Regions from separate parts of the Homo sapiens genome. Here region 2 is linked to region 1. The links are chromatin loops, found by intact Hi-C in ENCODE. Cell type or tissue: B cell. All regions are shown on one strand. Links, peaks and the distances in the headings refer to the core of each region. The heading gives the core; the rest is flanking DNA. Region 1 has its middle 14 kb from the start of S100A16. Region 2 holds the start of LOC124904423 (a long non-coding RNA gene).

Region 1 (2,902 bases), core at 269-2,768:
TCCCAAGTAGCTGGGATTACAGGCATCCGCCACCACACCCAGCTAATTTTTTGTATTTTTAGTAGAGATGGGGTTTCACCGTATTAGCCAGGATGGTCTCGATCTCCTGACCTCGTGATCTGCCCACCTCGGCCTCGCAAAGTGCTGGGATTACAGGTGTGAGCCACCGCGTCCGGCCTGATATTTAGATTTAATTGAACATATATTTAGAACAGAATCTTAGCAGTTATATTCTAAAACGTTGCAATATGTAAAACACTTCAGAAACTGCACACTTGGCAATGATTTAAGCATGATGAAAAATCTTAGCTGTCAACCTGAAAAATGTGCAAGCCAGTACATAGTTTACGAAATTCCTTTAGGGCTCAAGAAAAGAACAATTCCTTTAGGGAGCACAGAAACAAACCTTGTGAAGACAGACTACTGCTTTAGGGAACAGCAGGGTCACCAGCAATGCAGAGTAGGTGCTACCTAGGAAGGCTTCCTAGAGGAGGCATGAGCTGGGCTGGAACAGAAGGCAGGAGAGGGGCAGGCCTGGAGGGGGTGAGGAGGAAAAAGGCAAAGAGCCTTCTAGAAGACAGAGCAAAGATGATGGTGCCAAGGCCTTGTGGTGGTGAAGGAGGTGGCTCCTCGAAGCCCAGGGGATGGGGGATCTCCTGGAAAATCCTGGAGGCAATTCAGGATAGAGCTGCCCTTCCTGCCTCCTCTCTCATTTTCCAGTCCTCAATACTGTGCCTGTTCCCTCTCACCCCACTCAGCATTCCCATCTTTCCTTCCAAAGGGAGAAGGGGCCAGATGTGGTTGCTCACGCCTGTAATTCCAGCACTTTGGGAGGCCGACGCAGGCAGATTGCAGGCAGATTGTCAGGAGTTCAAGATCAGTCTGGCCAAGATGTTGAAACCCCGTCTCTAATAAAAATACAAAAAATTAGCTGGGCGTGGTGGTGCACACCTGTAGTCCTAGCTACTCAGGAGGCCAAGACAGGAGAATCGCTTGAACCTGGGAGTTGGAGGTTGCAGTGAACCAAGATTGCACCACTGCACTCCAGCCTGGGTGACAGAGCGAGACTCTGTCTCAAAATAAATAAATAAATAAATAATAAATAAATAAAAGGAGTTGGAAACTGGTGAGAGAGGGCAATATTATCTCTGCATCAGAGACAAGAGAGAGACTCTCTTAGGAGGGGTGAGGGAACAGCTGCAGGCTGTTTGGGCCAGCCCCATCTCTGTCCCCAGGACCACTTCTGCTTTCTTGAGAGAAGATGGGCTTTGCTCCCCTCACTGCCCGCAGTACTTGGATGAAACCAGCCCTTCCACCCTACCAAGACTGTAGGACAGCTGGCAGGAAATGAGTATGTGTGTGATGCTAATTAGAAGCCTGTTGCTAGGGGGTTTAAGGGCTCTGGGGAGGAAGCCGAACTTCAGAGGAGGTCAGAGGACTGTAACAGCAGGCAGAGCTTTGGCTTCAGAGCCTGGAGCCACAGAGATCCCAAAGGAGAAAAAGCAGCCACTGGAGGGTCAGTGGGCTCAGCCTGTGGCCTCCCTCAGGACTGCTGGGGCAAGAGAAGGGCATGCCTCCCTTACCCAGGAGCTGTGAACCAGGTGCCTCCCTGAGCATATCAGGAGAGAGAAGAACCAGAAGCAGGTCTCTGTGGGGCCTCACAGTGGAGCAGAGAAGGCCTTTCCTCCGTCTGGGGTCCAGCGCTGGCCTGGCCCAGTGTCTGACCCTCTTGGGACTGAAGTGGTGGGTGCCCAATAAGTTGTGCCTGTCAAACCCATCTATAGCAGACCTGTCATTGTTTTTTATTTTTGAGACAGAGTCTTGCTCTGTTGCCCAGGCTGGAGTAGGGGTGTGATTACGGCTCACTGCAGCCTCGACCTCCCCAGTTCAAGCAATCCTCCTACCTCAGCCTCCTGAATGGCTAGGACTACAGGTGCAGGGTCACCATGCCTGGCTAATTTTCAAAAGTTTTCTGTAGAGATGATGTCTCTTTATGTTGGCCAGGCTGGTCTTGAACTCCTGGGCTCAAGTGATCTTCCCACCTTGGCCTCCCGAAGTGCTGGGATTATAGGTGTGAGCTACCGCACCTGGCCTCAGATCTATCATTCTTTAGGGTGAGAGCCTAGCTCATTTTGTCACATAGGGTAAGAAACCTGAAACTATCTGTGTCAACTTTTGTATTTTCTGTAAATTTGGTTTTATTTTACATTTAGATTCCTAGTAAAGTCCCTTTTGAAAAACTAAACATACTTTCTTTGTCCAGTGTTAAAAGTGTTGTTTTTCGCTCGGCATGGTGGCTCACACTTGTGAGCTCCCATCCCAGCACTTTGGGAGGCTGAGGAGGGAGGTTTGTTTGAGCCCAGGAGTTCCAGACCAGCCTGAAAAACACAGTGAGACTACACACACACACACACACACACACACACACAAACACACACACACACAAAAGTGGATTTCTTTCTTTTCTTTTTTTTTAGAGACAAGGTCTCACTCTGTCACCCAGGCTGCAGTGCAGTGGCATGATCCTAGCTCACCGCAGCTTCAAACTCCCTGGTTCAAACGATCCTCCTGCTTCAGCCTCCCAAAGTGCTGGGATTACAGGTGTGAGCCACTGCACCTGGCAAAAGTTTTTTTGAGACAGAGTCTCTCTCTATGGCTCAGGCTGGAGTGCAGTGGTGCAATCTTGGCTCACTGCCATCTACGCCTCCTGGGTTCAAGCAATTCTCCTGCCTCAGCCTCCAGAGTAGCTGGGATTACAGGCACCTGCCACCATGCCCGGCTGATTTTTTTGTATTTTTAGTAGAGATGGGATTTTACCATTATTGGTCAGGCTGGTCTCAAACTCCTGACTTTGTGAGCTGCCCGCCTCGGCCTCCCAAAGTGCTAGGATTACAGATGTGAG
Region 2 (2,902 bases), core at 306-2,805, 66 kb after region 1:
AGTATGGATTTCACATTCTAACACATTAGAAGCTGCAGGATGCTGAAATTGCAAGGCTGATGGAAGACTTGGACCGGAACAAGGACCAGGAGGTGAACTTCCAGGAGTATGTCACCTTCCTGGGGGCCTTGGCTTTGATCTACAATGAAGCCCTCAAGGGCTGAAAATAAATAGGGAAGATGGAGACACCCTCTGGGGGTCCTCTCTGAGTCAAATCCAGTGGTGGGTAATTGTACAATAAATTTTTTTTGGTCAAATTTACCCTTGCGTCCTGGCTTCCGAATGATTTCTGTTCCTCCTTGGCTTAGTGGGACACCAGCCATTGGAAGATTTGCTCACGGTCAACCTCTGAAAATGACTCATTGACTCGCCAGGCCAGAGGACCCACCCTGACAAGGCTGCCTCTAGCACATAAGGTGCCTTTATGTGAATGAGGAGAGATGCCCCTCTTGGCAACGCCATCCTAAGGAAAGGCTCAAGTGGTTTCCAGTAGAGAGAGTCCTGGGATGAGCTTGGAGATGGAAATGGTCCCTGGGCCGGGATGTGATGGGGTTTGGGGGCCTGGAAGTGAGGCAGAGATAGTCCCAGAGGCTCCCAGATGTGTTTTGCTCTGGGTGTGGCAAGAGGGGCCCTGGGGTGGGGCAAGTCCCCTTTCTCATCACAGCGCAGGGGTTAGATAGGGCACATCTGAGATGCCTGAGGCTTGGCTCAGGGAGTTTCCTACACCAGTGAGGACGCTGTGTGACTGAGTCTACTGCGGCTGCCCAGGTCCCAGGTGGAGTGGGGGAGGCACACTCTTGGAGTGTGTCCCTGCATTCAGGGTGAGGGCTTTTTGTTGGAACGGTGGTCTGAGGAGCTGGCAGCTGCACCAACACGTGAACCACGGGGTGTTCAGTAATGGGGCGGGGTATCCCTGCAGCCTCAGCGTAATGACTCACCCGGCACTTCCACGGGATCCCAGCCTGGATCTCAGCCCCCATCAGAGAAGATGACTAATTGAATCATTGTCCATCATCTGGATTAGTGTTTTCAGGCAGAAGGGAAGAGGATAAGGAGGGTAAACGCTGTTTCCGGGTGATGCCACATCATTCAGCCTCTCTAGGCCTAGTCCGAGCTGGGCAAGTTTACCTCTAGCTTCTGGGGAAGAGATCTTGACTTTAGATGGAGACCACATCCTTCTTTCCCTCTCACCTCCCCACTTCCCTTGGGGGTCCAACTTTGTGGAATTAAGTTGTCTTCTGTCCCCACTGGGTGGGGATTGGTAAACAGCTGGGAGATGCACCTTCTTGGAGGCCCTCCTTCTCTATTGCCTCCCCTGCCCTGCAGGGAGAAGTCGCGCTGTTGGTTGCAAGAGACCGGGGGCCGAATTCCCTCTCTGCACAGCCGTGCCCAAGCCTTGGCTCTATTCAGCTCCCTCTGGAAAAGTACGCGCTCCCTAACCCCTCCCGCGCCCCTCTAGGTTCCCGCCCTACACCCCTTTCCTCCCCCTTTCTTCCAGTCCCTCTCCGCCTGCCTTCCAGTGGCTGACAACTTGGGGTTCGGAGCGAGCGCCCTCCTGTGGACAGAGAGCAGGGCGCTGCGGGGACAGTCGGGTTGGTTTTCTTGAGCCTCTGGCAGGGGCCCGCCGTGGGGCTGTGGCCTGGCAGTCAGGGGAGTCCTTAGGAAGAGGAAGACAGAATAGGGCGCCCCGGGAATGTCAGGGTAGGGGGATCCTTTAGCTCCCGGCAATCAGCCCTAGAATTAAGCAACTCAGCTTCACAATTGACACACCTACAATAAGCAAGTCCATGAGGGAAAGGCGGTCCCTTTGTAAAGACAAATGGAATCGGAACCCTGCGCCTCCCCTCCCCAACCTGCAGGGCTAGAAGACCTTCGTACAAATCAATGCTCCCTGAGGAGAGGGAAGAGGAGTTTCAGTGACAGGAAGCCCGCTGCTGCGGGGAGGGGATGCTCAGGCAAGGCCGTCTGCCGGGCGTTCCTGGGGAGCTCTGGTGGGTGGGCAGGCCACCGGTGCAGGAGAATCAACACAGGTGCACAGTCCATCTGCTCAGTAAACAGGCGTGTCCTTTCGTTTCTGCTTCTCCACAGTGGTGGAGGGGAAAGGGAACATGAATTTCAAGAATAAAACAAAAAACAAAACAAACAGCAAATCTTTAGGGGTATAATTTTTTAGGTTTTTTTTTTTTTTCTCGCAGGATAGGGGAGGGAAGCAGCATTTACAATGGAATATGGTAGGTGCAGCAGTCAAATGGTGGAATTGGGTGTGGAGAGGTGCATAGACTGGACGTTTTATTGCTCCGACCAATTTAAAGTTGGAATTGAATCCTTTCAGCTCACTGTTGAGTATGGTGTGGGCTTACAGGATGGGGAAAAGTTAGGATGTGAGCTGAGGGCTTCATGAGAGGTCACTTTGCTTCTCTGAAGGTTGAGCAGTGGGAGTGGCTCTAGTCTCTCCACTTCCTTCAGTTGAGGTCCTCCCATTACTGACATTAATCCTACAATCTAATCACCCTAACATTGGTGAAGCTGCAACAGCAGCACCACAGACCATCTCTGTAAACTGGGGCAGGCCCCAGTTAGGGGGTTTAGGACTGAGTCACAGGAAGTAGCTCTCTGTTTTTTGCCAAGCAAAAAGGAAATTGTCAAGAATAATGCCACCACCTTTGTATAGGACCACATTTTTATAGCAGCTTCATTTTTGTGAGGCACCTATCATAGCCATTGCCTCTTGTCATCTTAGAAGATTTGTGTGTAGTATGTATTATTTTATTTTAATTTTTTAGAGACTGTCTCTCTCTGTTGCCCAGGATAGAGTGCAGTGACACTATCATAGCTCACTGCAGCCTCCAACTCCTGGGCTCAAGTGATCCTCTCACCTCAGCCTCCCGAGTATCTAGGACTA

Evidence for each region. Hi-C counts contacts between places; a loop is a spot of excess contacts. Peaks named below come from ENCODE experiments on the same cell type or tissue, not always from the same donor. Only the 100,000 strongest peaks of a DNase experiment are listed, where the experiment ranks them.
Region 2: it touches region 1 in a loop (7-fold over the local background); 6 of 110 quality-filtered maps call a loop at or near these places.

What each region holds. Positions count from the first base shown.
Region 1 is chr1:153,597,463-153,600,364 of GRCh38, reverse strand. No RefSeq gene overlaps it. Among named protein-coding and RNA genes, the nearest start is that of S100A16, 14 kb to the left of the region's middle. In B cell, for the core only: no CTCF peak of the experiment used is centred there; a DNase peak (open chromatin) is centred at 1,314; H3K4me3 peaks cover 460 bases; H3K27ac peaks cover 2,050 bases.
Region 2 is chr1:153,531,958-153,534,859 of GRCh38, reverse strand. It overlaps LOC124904423 (a long non-coding RNA gene), which reads right to left and starts at 1,418. Exons shown (of 2, transcript XR_007066630.1): 1 at 939-1,418. S100A6 (S100 calcium binding protein A6) reads left to right here. Exons shown (of 3, transcript NM_014624.4): 3 at 30-261. The coding sequence ends at 164. RefSeq lists an enhancer at 833-1,127 and a cis regulatory region at 2,304-2,631. In B cell, for the core only: a CTCF peak has its summit at 1,555 (motif pointing left); a DNase peak (open chromatin) is centred at 1,549; H3K27ac peaks cover 447 bases.